Linked DNA regions of Homo sapiens: region 1 is linked to region 2. The links are chromatin loops, found by intact Hi-C in ENCODE. Cell type or tissue: heart right ventricle. All regions are shown on one strand. Each heading gives the region's core, and the rest is flanking DNA. Links, peaks and the distances in the headings are about the cores only.

Region 1 (9,461 bases), core at 1,041-9,040, 100 kb after region 2:
AACAAAACAAAAAAAGGTTCTGCATTCCACATCATGGAACACTGCTACCATGGGACCAGGCCTGGCTTAGCGTCCACCAGAATGAGACCCTATGGAGAGAGGGGCCCCACCTTCCCAGCTCTTCCAGCCACCCCAGGTGAGGCCTCTGACATAAGTGAGCCCAGCCAACACCATGGGGAGCAAAGGTGAGCCCTCCCAGGTGAGCCCAGCTGAAATGACAACCCACAGGGTCAAGGCGGATGAATGGTTATTGTTCTCATGGTTTTTAGCCACCGAGTTTTGGAGCAGTTTGTTACTAAGCAAAAGTTAACCGCACAGCCACCTTACTTAATTCCCGCTCAACTCCTAGCCTTCCTATCAATTCTGTGACCTTCATAATTTTTTCCATAAATCTTTTTTCTGTTGAAGTTAACCAGAGGTGGTTTCTGTTGGTTGAAACTAAGAACACTGGCTGGTATAAAAATTAGTATGAGGCTGGCCGGGCGCAGTGGCTCACACCTGTAATCCCAGCACTTTAGGAGGCCGAGGTGGGTGGATCACGAGGTCAGGAATCGAGAGCATCCTGGTTAATATGGTGAAACCCCGTCTCTACTAAAAATAATAATAAAAAAAATTAGCTGGGCGTGGTTGCGAGTGCCTGTAGTCCCAGCTACTCGGGAGGCTGAGGCAGAATGGCGTGAACCTGGGAGCTTGCAGTGAGCCGAGATCGTGCCACTGCACTCCAGGCTGGGCGACAGAGCAAGACTCCATCTCAAAAAAAAAAAAAAAAAAAAAAAAATTAGTACAAGGCCAGGCACAGTGGCTCACACCTGTAATCCCAGCACTGTGGGAGGCTGAGGCAGGTGGATCACCTGAGGTCAGGAGTTTGAGACCAGCCTGGTCTCACGGTAAAACCCCGTCTACTAAAAATACAAAAATTAGCTGGGCGTGCTGGTGCACACCTGTAATCCCAGCTACTTGGGAGGCTGAGGCAGGAGAATCTCTTGGACCCAGGAGGCAGAGGTTGCTGTGAGGCAAGATCGTGCCACCGCACTCCAGCCTGGGCAACAAGAGCAAAATTCTGTCTCAAAAAATAAAAGTTCATAGGAGCTTTACTCAAAATAACAACAAGAACAACAACAAAAACCACCCTCTGAAAACAACCCAAATGCCCATCCCCTGTAGACTGGGTTGATAACCTGTGGTATAGTCACGTAACGGGGTTCACTTCAGCTACAAAGAACAACGTGCGTGAATCTCATAGGCATTGTATGGAAGCCAAAAAGCCTGACACGACACTAGGGAGTGGGTACTCAGGTACGATTCCATTTACATGAAGTTCAAGAGCAGGAACAACTACTCTGTGTCGACAGAAATCAGATTTAGTGGTTCCATGGTGGAGGTTCTGACCTAGAGAGCCTTCTGGGGTGAGGGAAAGGTTCGGTATCTCTATCCGAGGGGTGGTGCCAGCAGTGTTTACATGTAACACAACAATTAACCAAGCTCTACGCTTCCCACATGTGTGTGTGTAATATACCAATAAAATGGTTTTTAAAAATCTCACTGGCAGGCAGGGTGCTGTGGCTCACGCCTGTAATCCCAGCACTTTGGGAGGCCCATACGGGAGGATTGCTTGAGCTGAGGCATTTGAGATCAGCCTGGGCAAAGTAGCAAGACCCCATCTCTAGAAAAACTCAAAAATTAGCTGGGCATGGTGGCACATACCTGTGGTCCCAGCTACTCAGGAGGCTGAGGTGGGAGGATCGCTTGAGCCCAGGAGGTCAAGGCGGCAGTGAACTATGATCACGCCATTGCACTCCAGCCTGGGTGACAGAGTGAGACACTGTCTCAAAAAAATAAAAATAAAGAGGAGCTCAGTCTCGGGATAGACAACTGAGAAAAGTTTTGTCCTTTTCTGCTACCTTCTTCTTGCTGCCTGAAAGGCAGAAGTGATGGCTGGAATCTCAGCAGCCATTGTAGATCATGAGGGTAGCCTTGAGGGTGGCAGGCATACAATAATGGTGTACAAATGGAAGAAGTCTACCTCCAGAAAGGGTGCCTTCTCCCTTTTATGTGTCAGAAAATAACAAAAAATGTCATATAGAGTCCCTGCTATGTTGGGCTTTCATGATAGGAAGCTGAAGCTAAAAATATCTAGTACAGGTGCATGCATGAGAGATTCTGGCTTTGTGCGCTAGCTTGAGCAGCTGGGAGCAGTGCTAATTATCTTCTCAATTGCTTGACTGAAAACTGGAGTCACGGATGGCCCGTGAATTCCTCAGTGTGTTGTAGAGAAAAGAATCCAAGGCATCGAGGAGCCAGGTGCCCTGGAGTGTGTGCCGTGTGCAGTCAATTGCTGGCCTTGACTCTGGACAGACCCAGGAAGCTCTCCTCCCCCAAAAGCCCGCCCAGGGAAATGTGCAGGGAAGGAGGAACCAGTCTCCTAGAAAATTCCCTGCGGCTGCTCTGTGTAGGTCAGAGAGGCCCTCTGGAGATGCTGCAATTGAAATGCTTCGTGATGGCCATAAGGTGGAGGTGCACAGGACCAAAACAGGCAGGGAGCTTGCAAAACCCTCACATGATCTGTAGTGTTAGAAAAGCTCAAGATCCGGGATGGGCGCGGTGGCTCATGCCTGTAATCCCAAACACTCTGGGAGGCTGAGGCAGGTGGATCACCTGAGGTCAGGAGTTCAAAACCAGCCTGGTCAACATGGTGAAACACCGTCTCTACTAAAAATACAAAAAATTAGCCGGGCGTGGTGGTGCGTGCTGGTAGTCCCAGCTACTCGGGAAGCTGAGGCAGGAGAGTCGCTTGAATCCAGGAGGTGGAGCTTGCAGTGAGCTGAGATTGTGCCACTGCACTCCAGCCTGGGGGACAGAGTGAGACTCCACCTCAAAAAAAAGAAAGAAAGAAAGAAAGAAAAGCTCCAGATCTGGTGAACAGAGGCACCTTGTGCCATCACGACAGAGTCGTAGCCTCTCACCCATTTCCTGGATCACCCAGAGCCCCTTGGAAGGAAGGGTGGTCAAATCTCTTACAGAAAGGACCCTGTAATAAAATGACAAGGACTTACAGTACCAAGAATCCGCTTCCTGGCCTTCCCCAAAGAGGCTCTTGGCCGTGAACCCGGCGACCGAGCTCCAGGGCAGGGGTTCGGCAGCTGTCCCGAGGACTTGGTGAGTAGCTTCTCGTGAGTTACACCAGATGAAGACGGCGCTGCCACTGTTTCAGATGTGGCTGATTGGAGTAAATGAGCACACCCCGCACGTGGATGCAGCAGTGGCTGACGGCAGCTCCCTCCCCCTCTCCCTATCTCGGTCTGTCTCTCCTGCGTCCACACACACACATGCGTGCACACACATGCACACACACGTGTCCTGCCTCAGGAGTACACCGGCTGTCTCGTTCTGCTTCCTGCCAACTCATGATGCTACAGTCATCACACTGGACCAAAGTGAACCCCAGTGGGTGCCCTATGTGTGTACCCCTTGGTGCCTTAGAAACGGGCCCAACCTTGGCTAGATCTCTGTGGACTTTTGAGGGGACACATGCCTTACTTGGGGAGTGGCTCCTGCCTCTTTACTAGAGACCCAAGTCTGGTGTCAGAGCACGAGGCCACTGTCTGCTGGTGCAGCTGCCTTGCCTGTGACCTTAAGATCCGTTAGGCCAGGACGTGGGGCTTGAGATGCAGGAAGCTATGCTGATGGGCGTGAGGGGCCCGCGGCAGGCCCGCTGGGAGGACCACCCAGGAGCATCCAGCGGTTTGGAGCTGAGCAGGGCCCTCTTTGGCAGGGAGATTCACTCCTTCCAGCACAACCAGCTTTGGCCCAAACATTCGAGCATGGGTCATGAGCTGCCCTCCATGAGCTGGAAGGACACAGGTGGACGTGGCCCTCAGGAGCGCGGGCAGTCTCTGGAGACATGGGTGATTTTCATCTGTGCCAAGGCTGCCCCACCCTCCACCCAGGGCACCTGGGGCTTCCCCCAGGGCCTTATGGTGCATTCCCTAATACCGGTGACGGAGGTGACGGAGGTGACGGAGGTGGGAGAAACGCAAGCCTGTTTCAGATTGCACTGCGGGCTAATTCCAGGTGGGAGTGGCCTGTTGCCCAGCAGAAAGGGGACCTCGCTTTGGGCAGAACCCGGAGTGGCCAATCTCAGTTTCCGTGTGGATGGAGGGAAGCCGGCCTTGGCCACGTGACCTGTGGAAGCAGCTCAGGGTTTGATCAGAGATGCCAGGGCTGGAGGGAGGAGGATGGAAGAATGAGTAGCCGTGAGCTTTGGGAAGAGAGCAGGGACCGGCGTCTTGGGATGGCCACAGAGATGAGGATGCTTCTGTCCCCTGACTGTTCCCTGAAAGGCCCCACTGCAGTCCTATGCTGGGGTGCCTACCCCGGGGTGTGGGGACAGGTGTCACAGAGTGTCACTCTGCACCTCTACAGCCTCCAGGGCCTCCTCTGCTGAGAGGTGGCCTGTGGGGAGGGAGGCTTTGCACGGGCTCACCACTGCCATGTCACCAAGGCTGATGGGAGCGGACCTGGCGCTCCTGGGCCTTCGCTCGGCGCCTCGATGCCCATGGGGAGCTCCGGCTTCCTGAAGGCCGTGGCTTGCAGCCGACCCCTTCCATCGGAGGAGGCAGCCGCTTGCTCCCCAGGAATCGACACTTACTCTAGATCTGAATGCCCCCATCCTACACGGCCCTCAGTGCCACCAGCCCTTCACTGACTCAACACCTTTCCCACCCTGTTGGCCACCCACAGACATGCAGGTGACTCAGGAGCTGCAGTCAGGCCGTGGGCTCATGGTCACATGTGTCACCTATCACACATTCAAGGGCTCACGAAACAGGAAGGCTGGGATGAAACCTCAGGCTCAGGAGGCCAGTGAAGGGAAAAATGCAAGAGCCTGGCTCTGCGGACGTGCTGGGCGGCAGATGAGACAGCCCCGGAAGTCCCTGCCTCCAGGTCCCCCAAATCATCCTTTCCTCCCTCCCTGTAGACAAGAAAATGCTGCCCTCCACCTGTGGACGCACCAGCTCAAGGAGCCCATCTGCATTTCTCCTTGTTCAGAATGCACAGCAGTGAGCCATGGGGCCCTGAGCAGGGCGCCCATCACCTAGTGCAAAGGTTCTGCTTCTAGTCCTGAAACCTGGGTTCTGTTTTTTTGTTTGTTTTTTGTTTTGTTTTGTTTTTTTTGAGACAGAGTCTTGCTCTGTCACCAGGCTGGAGTGCAGTGGCATGATTTCGGTTCACTGCAACCTCTACCTCCCGGGTTCAAGCAATTCTCCTGCCTCAGCCTCTTGAGTAGCTGGGATTACAGGTGCGTGTCATCACGCCAGCTAATTTTTGTATCGGGGTGGGGGGGTTTTCACCATGTTGGCCAGGATGGTCTCGATCTCTTGACCTCGTGATCCGTCCTCCTTGGCCTCCCAAAGTGCTGGGATTACAGGTGTGAGCCACCACACCAAGCCGACACAGGGGTTTTGCACCCAAGAGAGGAACGTTTCCACGATGAGACATCTCCACGTTCCTTCAAATTGGCAGTGAAGATGGGGATTCGCCTCTGGGACCACGGTGCCTGTGGGTGAACAGGTGAAGAAGGGAGGAGTGTTTCGGAGGCTGGGATGGTCGGTCCTGACTGTCCCGGGGGAACAGGGCTGCCGCTCAAAACTGCAAGCAGCACGGAAGAACTCCAGTGACTTCTCAAACTCCTGCATCTCCCAGCCCCACACAGGGCTATGGCCTCCCTTGCAGGCAGGACCCACGGGGCTCAGAGTTCCCTGGAAGGAAGACTCCAGTTACCTTCCCTGGCCGTGAGATGCCAGGGAGCACGGAGCGGGAGAGAAGAGAGCTGCTGTGGTCCTGGGACTGACTCGAGAAATGGAGGCTGTGATTCTGGTCTTTGCCATGTCTGCCACGCCTCTACCGTGACATCGCTTTTCCTTCTTCCTCCTGATCTCATTGTGGTTTGTCCCCAACACTGGTCTTGGCAGTGGTCCGTGGCGACGTGGCCCCTCGGTTGCTAAAATGTCAATAGGATCAAAATAGAGGTGGAGGAGATAGGCCGGGCAGAGTGGCTCATCCCTGCAATCCCAGAACTCTGGGAGGCTAAGGCGAGCAAATTGCTTGAGCCCAGGAGTTCGAGACCAGCCTGGGCAACATGGCAAAACCCCGACTCTACTAAAAATACAAAAAAAGAAAAAAAAATTAGCCAGGCCTGCTGGCGCACATCTATAGTCCCAAGTACTTTGTAGTCCCAGAGGCTGAGGCGGGAGAATCACTTGGGCCCAGGAAGCAGAGTGTGCAGTGAGCCAAGATCGTGCCACTGCACTCCAGCCTGGGCGACAGAGTAAGACACTGTCTCAAAACAAACAAAAAACATGTGGAGGAGGGGATGTCCTGCCAGGATGGTGGACCTGGGCTGGACGCAGGATCTGGAGGTGGGGGGGTTGGGGGAGCAGAGGCCTCCATCCAGTACAGGGAGCAGCTGCCTTCACAGGCAGGAGGTTTTGTGAGACTGCTTTTGTTCCTTGTGGCACCTGTGGGGAGAGGGTGGGTGGGGCGTCTGCTGCCATCTTGGCTGTTCAGCACCTGAACCTCCCTCCCATTAGGGGAGCCCCTGTGCCACCTCCTGTTCCAGAGGCCACACTGTTGTCCTCCCAGACCGTGGCACAGCGGCAGGTGCCAGCCTGAGCTCGGCCCAGCAGGTGCCTCCCTGGGGACTCTGTGCCTGCAACGGGCCATGGAGAAGCAGGGGCAGTTTTGAATTCCTGTTGGTGGTGAGCGACGTTCTGTGCCCAGAACCTGCTGTGGCATTGTCACGGATGTCCCCCCGGCATCCAATGGGTCCCCCAGCCTCCCCTGAGACTCTGTGGTTCCCAGGATCTTCCAGCGCACCTCTACCCGCCTCACTCAGCCCAGGGGAGGTGCCTTTTATTTGTAGTCAAGCACCTGTTGGTGGGTATTGACGTCGTTTCCAATTCTTCACTCTTACAAGGCTGAGATGAGAATCTCTGTCCCCTGTCCCTGTGGACCAGGATTTCCAGAGCGAAGGTTCCTAACTCCTGCTGTTCGTTCTCCCTCCTCCCAGCTTCCACAGTCTGCTGTCTGCTGCTCTCCATGACCCAGCCCGGTCACGTCTTCCAGAGACCCGATCGCCCCGCCGGAGGTGCAGCCCTGACCTTGCCACCTCAGCACCCTCTCCTTCCGGTCGGACGTGAGCAGGAGGTAGTGCTGGCAAAAGCACACCCACCCATAGGCCAGGCACGGTGGCTCACGCCTGTAATCCCAGCACTTTGGGAGGCTGAGGTGGGTGGATCCCCTGAGGTCAAGAGTTCAAGACCAGCCTGGCCCACATGGTGAAACCCTGTCTCTACAAAAATACAAAAGTTAGCCAGGTACGATGGCAGGTGCCTGTAGTCCCAGCTACTCAGGAGGCTGAGGCGGGAGAAGCACTTGAAACCGGGAGGTGGAGGTTGCAGTGAGCCAAGATCACACCACTGAGCTCCAGCCTGGGCGACAGAACAAGATTCTGTCTCAAAAGTAAATAAAATTTTAAGAGCACACCTACCCAGATAAGGGGTGAGGGCACCCGTCACAGCCAGACTTTCATGAGCACACACACGCCTGTGCACATGCAATCACACACCCACGTGCACGCATGCAGTGGCACGCACCCTCCTGCTCGTGTCCCACTGTGTCATTGCTCCGGGCTGGGAGGTGTGCTTCCTGTTCCCTGTCTTCCCCGTTAGCCTGTAGCTTCACAAGGACAGGGACTCTGCCTCATGACCTGTCCCCCAGAGCCTGGCACACCTGATGTCTAAACACGGTGTGGACCCAACAACACTTTCTGTACAAACAAATGTAGGAACCTCAATGTAATTTTAATGACCTCAGACCAGTGACAAGGGCAGACTGACCAGGGGCTGTGGGGGGATCCCAGAGCAACCTCGAGGGCGTCCTGGTGCTTACCACCTGGAAACTGGTGAGGTGGTGGGAGAACTCCTGGTGGACCCTAGTGGAAGCCTTCCAGTAATTTCTTGAAGCTGAGCGCTCAGGTGAGTAGGGCGACATCTGGTGGCCGGTTGTTGAAGGTCATTGCAGAGAGGAAGGAAGCCGAGGAGGGGAGCCTGCAGTGAGGGCGTCCTGGGGTTCTCCGGTTCTCACCACCCTTGGGCCACGCCGTCTAGTCCACACCTGAGGAGTTGGTCAGGTAGAAGGGGCGGATGACCGTGCGGAAGCCGTTGAAGTGCCCTGCCGGGCAGGGGAAGGAGGAGGTGCTCTTCGAGCTGTTGGTGTCCAGGGCACTGGGAATCGCAGCCTTCCAGCCCTCGAAATCGGTGACGTCTGCCACGAAGAGCCCTTCGCAGAGCATCAGGGCTTTGTTTTCGTAGGCAATGGTGCGATCTGAGCCGCCAGACTTGGTGAGGCCCAGGACAGGGAGCTCGTCCGAGGAGCAGGAGAAGCCGTAGTTCCAGCAGCTCTGGATGGTGGGGAGGTAGACCAGGGACCAGGACACCCTCTTGTCCTGGAAGAGGAAGCTGGGGTGTTGTGGAGTCTGGAAGGACTGGTAGGGGTAGTATCTGTAGTCAGAGGGGGCTTGGAAGTAATCAGAAGAATATTTGACCAAAGGCCCCCGTCTGGACTGATAGACCAGTTGTGACTTCCGTGCACTCCAGGAACTGTCTGTCACAAAGGCACTCCAGGTGGGCGAGGTGTAAATCCGGGGCTTGTAGGTATCCTCGGTGAGGTTCAGGCCTTTGTACCGGGCCAGCAACTGGAAGGGCACAGTGTGGAATTCCAGGGCCTGCAGAGTCTTCTTCTGGAACAGGGCCTCGTGGCTCCAGTACAGGGACAGGTTGAACTGCAGCTCAAAGAGCTCCTCAGGGAGCATCATGGGGAAGCGGATCTTCTCCACCAAGCCCTCCACCTCCTCATGGGAGGCACGCTCCCCCCAGCTCCAGGTGTCCACGGCCTTCAGTAGGGCCAGCTCGCTGGGCACCGCCAGGTCGCTCCTGGGCAGCAGCAGTTGGAGCAGGTCTGTGGGGACACTGGGCCAGGCCTCGGCCTGCGTCAAGGCCTCGAAGTTCCAGGCCAGGAACTGTAGGCAGAGCTTCTCCAGCAGGGCGTCCCCTGTGGCCACTGCATAGGCATACAGGTCCAGGGGCATCTGGAACGAGGGGTCCTGGGGGAGGAGGATGGCAAAGAGGCTTGCGCAGTAGCCCTGCAGCTGCCTGGCCCCATAGGCAGAGGCCAGCTTGTGGAAGCACTTGACTGACGACAGGGTGATGTCAATCCTTCGGGAGTAGAAGTACCTGGGGAGAAAGAAGGAGAGCAGATGCCGGCCCCACAGGACAGCAGGGGAGCCCTGGGCCCAACTGTCCAACACAGCCACCTGAGTGCACACAGTGTGGGAGTGAGCATGCGTGTGTGTGCAACTGCGTGAGTGCATGTGTGACTGCGTGTGTACATGTGCATGCATG
Region 2 (9,461 bases), core at 430-8,429:
TTAAAATTTGTAACGAAGGGTTGTATGTTTATTTTTCCTTTTGGAGAAGAGGAATGTAGAAGAAAATTACAGGGCCAACTCTGTATGAGTCTCCTGGTGCCCGACTCGACACGTGAGACTGAGTCATCGGTCCAGGAGGAGGTGGCCCGCTCAGGCCATGCGGTCACTCACTGGCCACAGCCAGCCAGAGCTGAGTGGTTCACTGTGCCCTGTGATTTCTGGTTAGCCCCTGGATAAAGGGTCTATCCTGACTCGAGGCAAACTGGATCTAGGTTCCTGCCTCGGGAAATAAATGCCAGATTCAATGTGGAGTCATCTGACCAAGGCTGGGAAAGAAGTCAGATGAGAGAGGTTCCTCTCGCCATGAGGTGAGTCAGCCACTGTGGCCATTAACAGCTTCACCCCTGCTCCCCCTCCCAGGGAGAGGAGGATGAAGTAATGCAGCCTCATTGGTGGAGAAGATACACAGCCAGCTGGCCACTGGGCAGGTCTCACAATCTTTGTTGATTTTTAGAAACAGGAAGTCCATGTGCAGATTTGTTACATGGGTATATTGTGTGTCCCTGAGGTTTGGCATATGAACGGATCCATCGCCCAGGTAGTGGGCATAGCGCCCAATAGGTAGAATTTTTTCAGCCCTTATCCTGCTTCCTCCCTCCCACCTCCTTGTATTCCCCAGTGTCTCTTGTTCACATTTTTATGACCATGTGTACCCAATGTTTAGCTCCCACTTTTAAGTGAGAACATGTGGTATTTGGTTTTCTGTTTTTGCACTAGTTCCCTTAGGATAATGGTTTCCAGCTGCACTCATGTGGCTGCAAAGGACATGATTTCCCTCCTTTTCACGGCTGCGTAGTATTCCGTAGTATATATACACCACATTTCTTTATCCAAGTCACCATTGATGAGCACTTGGGTTGATTCTGTGTCTTTGCTATTGCAGATAGTGCGGTAATGAACATACGGGCGCAGTGCCGTTGAACGATTTATTTTCCTTTGGGTATACACCCAGCAGTGGGATTGCTGGGTCAAATGCTAGTTGCTTTCTCAGTTCTTTGAGAAATCTACAAAGTGTGCCCCACAGTGGGTGAACTCGTTTACATTCCCACCAACAGCGCATAAGCGTTCCTAAGCGTTCCCTTTACTCCATAGCCTTGCCAACATTGGTTTATTTTTATTTTTTATTTATTTTTTTTGGGTGGGGGGACAGTCTTGCTCTGTCGCCCAGGCTAGAGTGCAGTGGCACAATCTTGGCTCACTGCAACTTCCGCCTCCCGGGTTCAAGTGATTCTCCTGCCCCAGCCTCCCAAGTAGCTGGGACTGCAGGCGCCCGCCACCATGCCTGGCTAATTTTTTGTATTTTTAGTAGAGACGGGATTTCACTGTGTTAGCCAGGATGGTCTCAATCTCCTGACCTCATGATCCACTCGCCTCAGCCTCTCAAAGTGCTGGGATCACAGGCGTCAGCCACTGCGCTGGGCTGTTTTTAACTTTTTAACTAAAGCTCTTCAAAATCTTTCAATGTCAGCTTTCTACCGAGGATCCCGCCACAGGTCCAGGGAGCAATGCCCTTTCAGCAGAGCCTTCACGCTCATTCTGCTACAGGCTACCCTAGCCCTCCTTAGACCTTCAGTATGACTCTCTGTATCGACTCACCAGCTTTTCATGCAGTGCTGTGCTGCGTGTATGGGTCACTGTCATCTCCAGTGTAAGACATAAAATTATCAGCTACCCTTGAGTGGGGCCTGACCAAGATAACCAGCATCTCTGTGATCATCATTTCTGGTCTCCTACTCCCACTTTCATCCTCTCAACAACCCCTCGTGGGGCAGATACTACTGTCATCATCCCCCATGTACGGATCGGCATGGGAGGCACAGACAGGTAAAGTTACTTGGCCAAGGACATTAACGAGTCAGGTGTCAGAGCACACATTCGAACTCGAGCAGGTGTTTTCAGAGCCTTCACTCGGGCATCTCATTGTATTTCTTCACATCTTTTCATGACACTTAGTCGTTATCTTTTTCTCTTCTAAAACAGAGACAGGGTCCCGCCCTGCCACCTGGGCTAGAGTGCAGTGGTGCAGTCCTAGCTCACTGCAGCCTCAAATGCCTGAGCTCAAGAGATCTTCCTGCCTCAGCCTCCCAAGTAGCTAGGACTACAGGTGCACATGACCACACCCAGCTCATCTCTTCTTTCCTTCCTTCCTTCCTTCTTCTTCCCTCCCTCCTTTCTTCCCTGCCTCTCTCCCTCTCTCCCTGACTCCCTTCACTCCCTCCCTCCTTCCCTTCCTCCCTTCCTCCATGCCTCCCTCCCCCTTCCTCCCTCCCTTCCTTCCTTCCTTCCTTCCTCCCTTCCTGTTTTGTAGAGATAGGGTCTTGCTATATCGTCCAGGCTGATCTTGAACTCCTAACCTGAAGCCATCCTCCTGCCTCAGCCTCCCAAAATGCTAGGATTACAGGTGTGAGCCACTATGGTCAGCCCATTTCCTTATTTTCTTTATGCAATAAACTGTTTGCACTTGGCACCTTTAGTTCTGTGTCCTCATCAAAACCTCGTGCCTCCTCCTTGAGATACTAAGTAGTATCTGAGTTAAAAAGTTAATGGAAATGTTAACAATTTGAAAACATATATAGAATTCAACTTAGAAGAGTATTACATATTTTGGAAACTTTAAAATGTATGCACATAAAAAGAAATAAAATCTACCAGCCGGGTGCAGTGGTTCAAGCCTGTAATCTCAGCACTTTGGGAAGCCAAGGCAGGCGGATCACCTGAGGTCAGGAGTTCAAGACCAGCCTGACCAACATGATGAAACCCCGTCTCTACTAAAAAAATACAAAAATTAGCTGGGCGTGGTGGTGCATGCCTGTAACCTCAGCTACTCAGGAGGCTGAGGCAGGAAAATTGCTTGAACCTGGGGGGCGGAAGTTGCAGTGAGCCAAGATCGCGCCACTGCACTCCAGCCTGGGCTTTGTTGCCTCCGTCTCATAAATAAATAAAATAAAATAAAATCTGACCCATGCTACAACATGGATGAACTTGAGGACATTATGCTAAGTGCAATGCTTCAGCTATGGAAGGAGGTATGACTCTACCTGTACGAGGTGTCTAGAATGGGCAAATTCATGGAGACGAAGTAGAAAGGTGGTTGTCAGGGGCTGGGCAAACAGAGGAACAGGGAATTATTGGTTAATGGGGAGAGAGTTTCAGTTTGGGATGATGAAAAACTTCTAGAAATAGATAGTGATAGTTACACAACACTGTGAATGTACTTAATGCCGCCCAGGTGCGGTGGCTCACACCTGTAATCCCAGCACTTTGGGAGGCCGAGGTGGGCGGATCACCTGAGGTCAGGAGTTCGAGACCAGCCTGGCCAACACAGAGAAATCCCGTCTCTACTAAAAATACAAAATTAGCCAGGCGTGGTGGCACATGCCTGTAATCCCTGCTACTCGGAAGGCTGAGGCAGGAGAATCACTTGAACCCGGGAGGCAGAGGTTGTGGTGAGTTGAGACCACGCCATTGCACTCCAGCCTGGGCAACAAGACAGAAACTCTGTCTCAAAAAAAAAAAAAAAAAATTAGCTGGGCGTGGTGTTGGGCACCTGTAATCCCAGCTACTTGGGAGGCTGAGGCAGGAGAACTGCTTGAACCCGGGAGGCAGAGATTGCAGTGACCCGAGATTGTGCCACTGCACTCCAGCCTGGGCAACAGAGAGAGACTCCATCTCGAACAAAAACAAAAACAAACAGAGAGCTTCAGCATGGGCGAGGATTCAGCTGGGTATGTTTGGACACCGGTGCTGGCTCAGACCAAGGTCACTTTTGCACCCAAGAGTCCTTCCGCAGCGCTGCAGTTTGGCCAGAAAGCCCCTAGAGGGCAGTGTGACGAAACTGAGCTGGGACGGCTGGGACTTACTTTAAAGGCTGTTCCCTGTGGATAGGAACAAACAGGATGCAGAAAACTGGAAGTAAGTTCCCTGCACCACGGGGGATTCTGTCTCCTTTCTTGTCTCTCCAGATTTTATTTTTCTGATGACAAACGTAATAAATGCCATAATTTTAAAGGTTTAATACAGGAAAGAACTGAAAAGGAGACACAGCAGATGCTGACACGCTGGGAAATTTCCTCCCGTGCTCTGTTCTGTGCACAGCTGCAGCAGCCCCCGAATGCCACACTGCAGACCATGCCTCTGCCACGCGCCACCGTGCGTGCTGTGCGGCCACCCCAGCTCTCCTGCCTCCTCTGTGTTTTTTTTGAGGGCATTAGTTAGCTGGTAAGATCTTTGCACCACAGGTGGTTTTTGTCCCTCTACCCTTCTCCATTTGATTTTTTTTTTCTTATTGTAAAAATCATAGATAATACTGGGCGTGTAAAATGGTGCAGCTGCTTTGGAAAACGGTCTGCCAGCTCCTCAAATGGTTAAACCTAAAGTCACCCAACCCCTCCCCACCCCCGACCCCACCAATTCCACTGCCAGGGATACACCCAGGAAAAATGAGAACAGGTCCCTGCAAAATCTCACACACCAATGTTCATTGCAGTATTTGTCACAATGGCCAAACGGTGGCAACAACCCAAATGCACATCAAATGATGACCGGATAAACAAAACGTGGTCTATCCATACAGTGGAATACTCAGTCATAGAAAGGAATGAAATTCTGATACACACTGTAACATGGATGACCCTTGGAAACACGAAAGAAGCCGGTTACACAGGGTCACACGTATGATTCCGTTCCCAGGAAAGCCCAGCATAGAGAAATCTATAGAGACGGGAAGTATACCAGTGGCTGCTTAGGGCTGGGGGAGGGGGAGGGGAGTCAGGAGGGTAATAGCTCAAGAATACAGGATTTCTTTTTGACTGTAGTGATGGTTGCAGAACTCTGTGACATACTAAAACCACTGAATTGTAGGCCGGGCGCGGTGGCTCACGCCTGTAATCCCAGCACTTTGGAAGGCCTAGGCGGGCAGATCACCTGAAGTCAGGAGTTCAAGACCAGCCTGGCCAACATGGTGAAACCCCGTATCTACTAAAAATACAAAAATTAGCCAGGTATGGGGGCACACATCTGTAATCCCAGCTACTTGGGTGGCTGAGGCACGAGAATTGCCCAGGAGGCAGAGGTTGCTGTGAGCCAAGATCACACCACTGCATTCCAGCCTGGGCAACAGAGGGAGACTCTGTCTTGGAATGAGAATAAGAAAAGTGCTCATAATAAAACATTTTAGGAAGTCCAGAAATGCATCTTAAAAGGGGGGGAAGTCTCCTATTATCCCCAAGGAGAGGGATAGAAGTCTTGATGACCGAGATACCCAGCAAAGCAGGAGCTGTGAGCATGTTAAGGAAGGGAGGGAAGATCTTACCCAAGGGGAGATAACAGGAGTCTTCCCTGCCCAACTCACAGCCCTGCATCTTCCTCCCTGCAATGACCTCCTCCCCATCCATAGGCAAGGACACCACCTTCTTCCAGCAGCAAGTCTGTCTAGACCCTTGGACCTGTGAGAGTCTCTCTTCCTTTTGTACCTTCTTTTTTTTTTTTTTTTTTTGAGATGGAGTCTCACTCTGTCGCCCAGACTGGAGTGCAGTGGCACGATCTCGGCTCACTACAAGTTCCGCCTCCCGGGTTCACGCCATTCTCCTGCCTCAGCCTCTTGAGTAGCTGGGACTACAGGCGCCCGCCACCACGCCCGGCTAATTTTTTTTTTGTATTTTCAGTGGAAACGGGGTTTCACTGTGTTAGCCAGGATGGTCTCAATCTCCTGACCTCATGATCTGCCCGTCTCGGCCTCCCAAAGTGCTAGGATTACAGGCGTGAGCCACCTCGCCCGGCCCCTTTTGCACCTTCTAAGCATTCACTTACTATTCACAATTCTCCACAAGCAAAATCTATTTTCTTTCTTTTCCAGTCTCCCCATTCGGAACATCTGTGTGCTCCATGATGACCAGAGCCAAGGATCTCACCGTGGGAATCTCCCATTGTCTCTAACACGGGGCTGGGCACCTAACAGGTGCTCACTAAGCACACATTGATTTTTAGAAGGGAAAAAAGTACATGTCACCTAAACCAGAAGAAAATCCCCCAATCATGGATATTTGGATTTGGAGTATATGTTTATGATTACAGTTGCCTTTTGGAACAAACTATAGTACCAGGCTAGGGGAATTGTCTTGTCTCTTCTTTCTTTTCTCTTTTTTTTTTGTGAGATGGGGTCTTGCTCAGTCACCCAGGCTGGAGTACAGTGGCGTGATCTCAGCTTGCTGCAATCTCTGCCTCCTGGGTTCAAATGATTCTCATGCCTCAGCCTCCTGAGTAGCTGGGACTACAGGCACTTGCCACCACGCCCAGCTAATTTTTGTATTTTTAGTACAGACAGGGTTTTACCATGTTGGCAAGGCTGGTCTTGAACTCCTGACCTCAAGCAATCCGCCCGCCTCAGCCTCCTACATTGCTGGGATTACAGCCATGAGCCACTGCACCAGGCCTTGTCTATTCTTTTTTTCTTAAGTTTGTGATCAGATTCCTACTTCCCCAGGGAGGAGGGGAATAATGTTCCTTAACTGGCTGAGTCAGTGCCATGCTAGACTGCGGCTGCCGGCCACATGTGGCTGTTTACATTTATACTAAAATTACTTGAAATGAAATAAAATTTAAAATGCAGCTCCTCGGCTGCACTAGCCATATCTCGGGTGCTCATGAGCCACAAGGCTGGGGGCTGCTGGACTGGATGGTGCAGAGACCGCTTCCATCACTGCAGAAAGCTCTTTGAGCCCAGTGGTTCTCAAGCAGGGGCAATCTACCCCACCTCCCCTGGGCACATGTGGCAATGTCCAGAGACCCCGCGACTGGAGCGGGTGCTGTGGCATGTAGAGGGTGGGGGCCAGGGATGCAGCTGAATATCCTATAATGCATAAGGTAGGCCCCCACAACAAAGAATGGTCCATCCCCAAATGTTAATAGTGCTGAGATTGAGAATCCTGTCCTGGCCTCCTGTGGTTCAGCCTAGCTGGGCAAGCAGAGGAGGCCGTAGAAGGAAGTAAGGGAAAATAATTTTACTTAGGAATAAAAATATAGGCTGGGCACAGTGGCTCACGCCTATAATCCCAGTACTTTGGGAGGCTGAGGCAGGAGGATTGCTTGAGCCTCGGAGTTCAAGACCAGCCTGGGCAACATGGTGAGACTTCTTTACCAAAAAATAAAAAAATTAGCTGGGTGTGGTGGCACACACCTGTAGTTGATCTCAGCACTTTGGGAGGCTGAGGCGAGAGGATCACTTGACCCCAGGAGATCGAGGTTGCAGTGAGTCATGATCGCACTCCAGCCTGGGAAACAGAGCAAGACTTTGTCTCAAAAAAAAAAAAAACAAACCAAAAAACTATAAACAAAGAGATGCAACAATAAACAAAATGTGCTACATTCATACAATGAAATATTATTCATCCTTAAAAAGTAAGGACATTTTGGGCCGGGTGTGGTGGCTCACGCCTGTAATCCCAACACTTTGGGAGGCTGAGGTGGGCGGATCACCTGAGGTCAGAAGTTGGAGACCAGCCTGGTCAACGTGGTGAAACCCTGTCTGTACTAAAAATACAAAAAAAAATTAGCCAGGTGTGGTGGCGTGTGCCTATAATCCCAGCTACTTGAGAGGCTGAGGCAGGAGAATCGCTTGAACCTGGGAAGCGGAGGTTGCAGTGAGCCGAGATAGTGCCATTGCACCCCAGCCTGGGAAATAGAGCGAGACTCTGTCTCAAAAACAAAAAAAAGAGTAAGGAAATTCTGATGTATGCTGTAACGTGAACGAACCTTGAAAACATGATGCTACTGAAATAAGCCAGACAGAGAGGACAAACACTGCAGGGTTCCACCCATGTGAGGCCCCTGGAGTAGTCAAATCCACAGAGACAGAAAGTAAAATGGAGGTGGGCCAAGGCTGAGGAAGAGAGAAGGGGGAGTTAGTGTTTAACGGGGACGGAGTTTTGGTTTGGGAAGATGTGGAGACAGATGGTGGTGATGGTTGCACAATAGCGAATGTATCTAATGCCACTGAAGTGTACACTTGAAAATGGTTGGCCGGGCGCGGTGGCTCGCGCCTGTAATCCTGCCACTTTGGGAGGCCGAGGTGGGTGGATCACCTGAGGTCAGGAGTTCGAGACCAGCCTGACCAACACGGTAGAACCCCATCTCTACTAAAAATACAAAAATTAGCTGGGCGTGGTGGCGTGTGCCTGTAATCCCAACTACTCGGGAGGCTGAGGCAGGAGAATCGCTTGAACCCAGGAGGTGGAGGTTGCAGTAAGCCAAGATCGCACCACTGCACTCCAGCCTGGGCGACAGAGCGACACTCTGTCTCAAAAAAAAAGAAAGAAAGAAAGAAAGAAAGAAAGAAAATGGTTAATTAACATGGCTACATTTTGTTACGTATTATTTTACCACAATAAAAAAAGGAGACAGATGAATGAATAAGTCAAGCAGGTCTCGTGCATAGTATCCACAGATGTTACGCGAGCTTTTGGCCCTCCCGACGGCAGAAAGGGTTTCTCTGCCCTGCATGTCTCCAGCATCCCGCACTCGCCTCCCTTTTAGGAACAAAAGGCAAAAATGCTCCCTTTTTTTTGTCCACCAATCTCAAATTTCCCAGGAAATTGGCAGGTAGTGAACATTCACTAGCATTCTCTGACGGGAAGTGGCCGAGAGGGCTCCGTACCCTGCCTCACTGTTCCTCAGCTACTCCGCCTCCCCACCCCCCGAGCCTGGGAAACGAGCCCTGGACCGCGTCTAGGAACAGCCCCACTTCTGTGCCAGCCTCCGGCTGATGGCCCCACTCATACACACCTGCAATGAGATATTCCTTCTTTCCTCCAACGTCCAGCGAGACCCCACACACTGCCGAGGAGGGGGCCGTGTAGATAAACTCTATATCCTTCTCAGGCCCTTTGAACATCTGGAAAGACAAGGAGGAGGACATGTAAGCAGAGGGAGGCCACACAGTTGGTGAATTCCGTTCCCATCCAGAACACCCTGGGCGGCACAACCTGTAGCTGGGGTACAGCCAGCACCCAAGAGGACCAGGAAGTGCAAATACATGGGTTAGGAAAAGACCGTTCCAGCTGGGCTCAGGGCTCATGGCTGTAGTCCCAGCACTTTGGGAGGCTGAGGTGGGCAGGTCGCTTGAGGTCAGGAGTTTGAGACCAGCCTGGCCAACGTAGCAAAACCCTGTTTCTACTAAAAATACAAAAATTAGCTGAGCATGGTGGCAAGCGCCTGTAATCCCAGCTATGTGGGAGGCTGAGGCAGGAGAATCGCTTGAACCTGCGAGGTGGAGGTTGCAGTGAGCTGAGATGGCGCCACTGTACTCCTACCTGTATGACAGAGTAAGACTCCGTCAAAAAAAAAAAAAAAAAAAAAGAAAAGAAAAAGACTTCTTATAGCAAAGTGATTCTTTGGAGTCACTCAAC

What was found. Hi-C counts contacts between places; a loop is a spot of excess contacts. Peaks named below come from ENCODE experiments on the same cell type or tissue, not always from the same donor. Only the 100,000 strongest peaks of a DNase experiment are listed, where the experiment ranks them.
Region 1: it touches region 2 in a loop (5-fold over the local background); 103 of 110 quality-filtered maps call a loop at or near these places.

The regions. Positions count from the first base shown.
Region 1 is chr17:78,963,412-78,972,872 of GRCh38, forward strand. LGALS3BP (galectin 3 binding protein) reads right to left here. Exons shown (of 6, transcript NM_005567.4): 6 at 7,844-9,293. The coding sequence ends at 8,165. Among named protein-coding and RNA genes, the nearest start is that of LGALS3BP, 12 kb to the right of the region's middle. In heart right ventricle, for the core only: CTCF peaks have their summits at 8,049 (motif pointing left) and 8,262; a DNase peak (open chromatin) is centred at 8,050; H3K27ac peaks cover 590 bases.
Region 2 is chr17:78,862,060-78,871,520 of GRCh38, forward strand. It overlaps TIMP2 (TIMP metallopeptidase inhibitor 2), which reads right to left. Exons shown (of 5, transcript NM_003255.5): 3 at 8,839-8,947. LOC124904068 (a long non-coding RNA gene) reads left to right here and starts at 166. Exons shown (of 2, transcript XR_007065924.1): 1 at 166-368; 2 at 5,915-6,171. RefSeq lists an enhancer at 248-542 and a silencer at 1,894-2,094. In heart right ventricle, for the core only: CTCF peaks have their summits at 3,866 (motif pointing right) and 4,065; DNase peaks (open chromatin) are centred at 442 and 3,862; H3K4me3 peaks cover 452 bases; H3K27ac peaks cover 1,379 bases.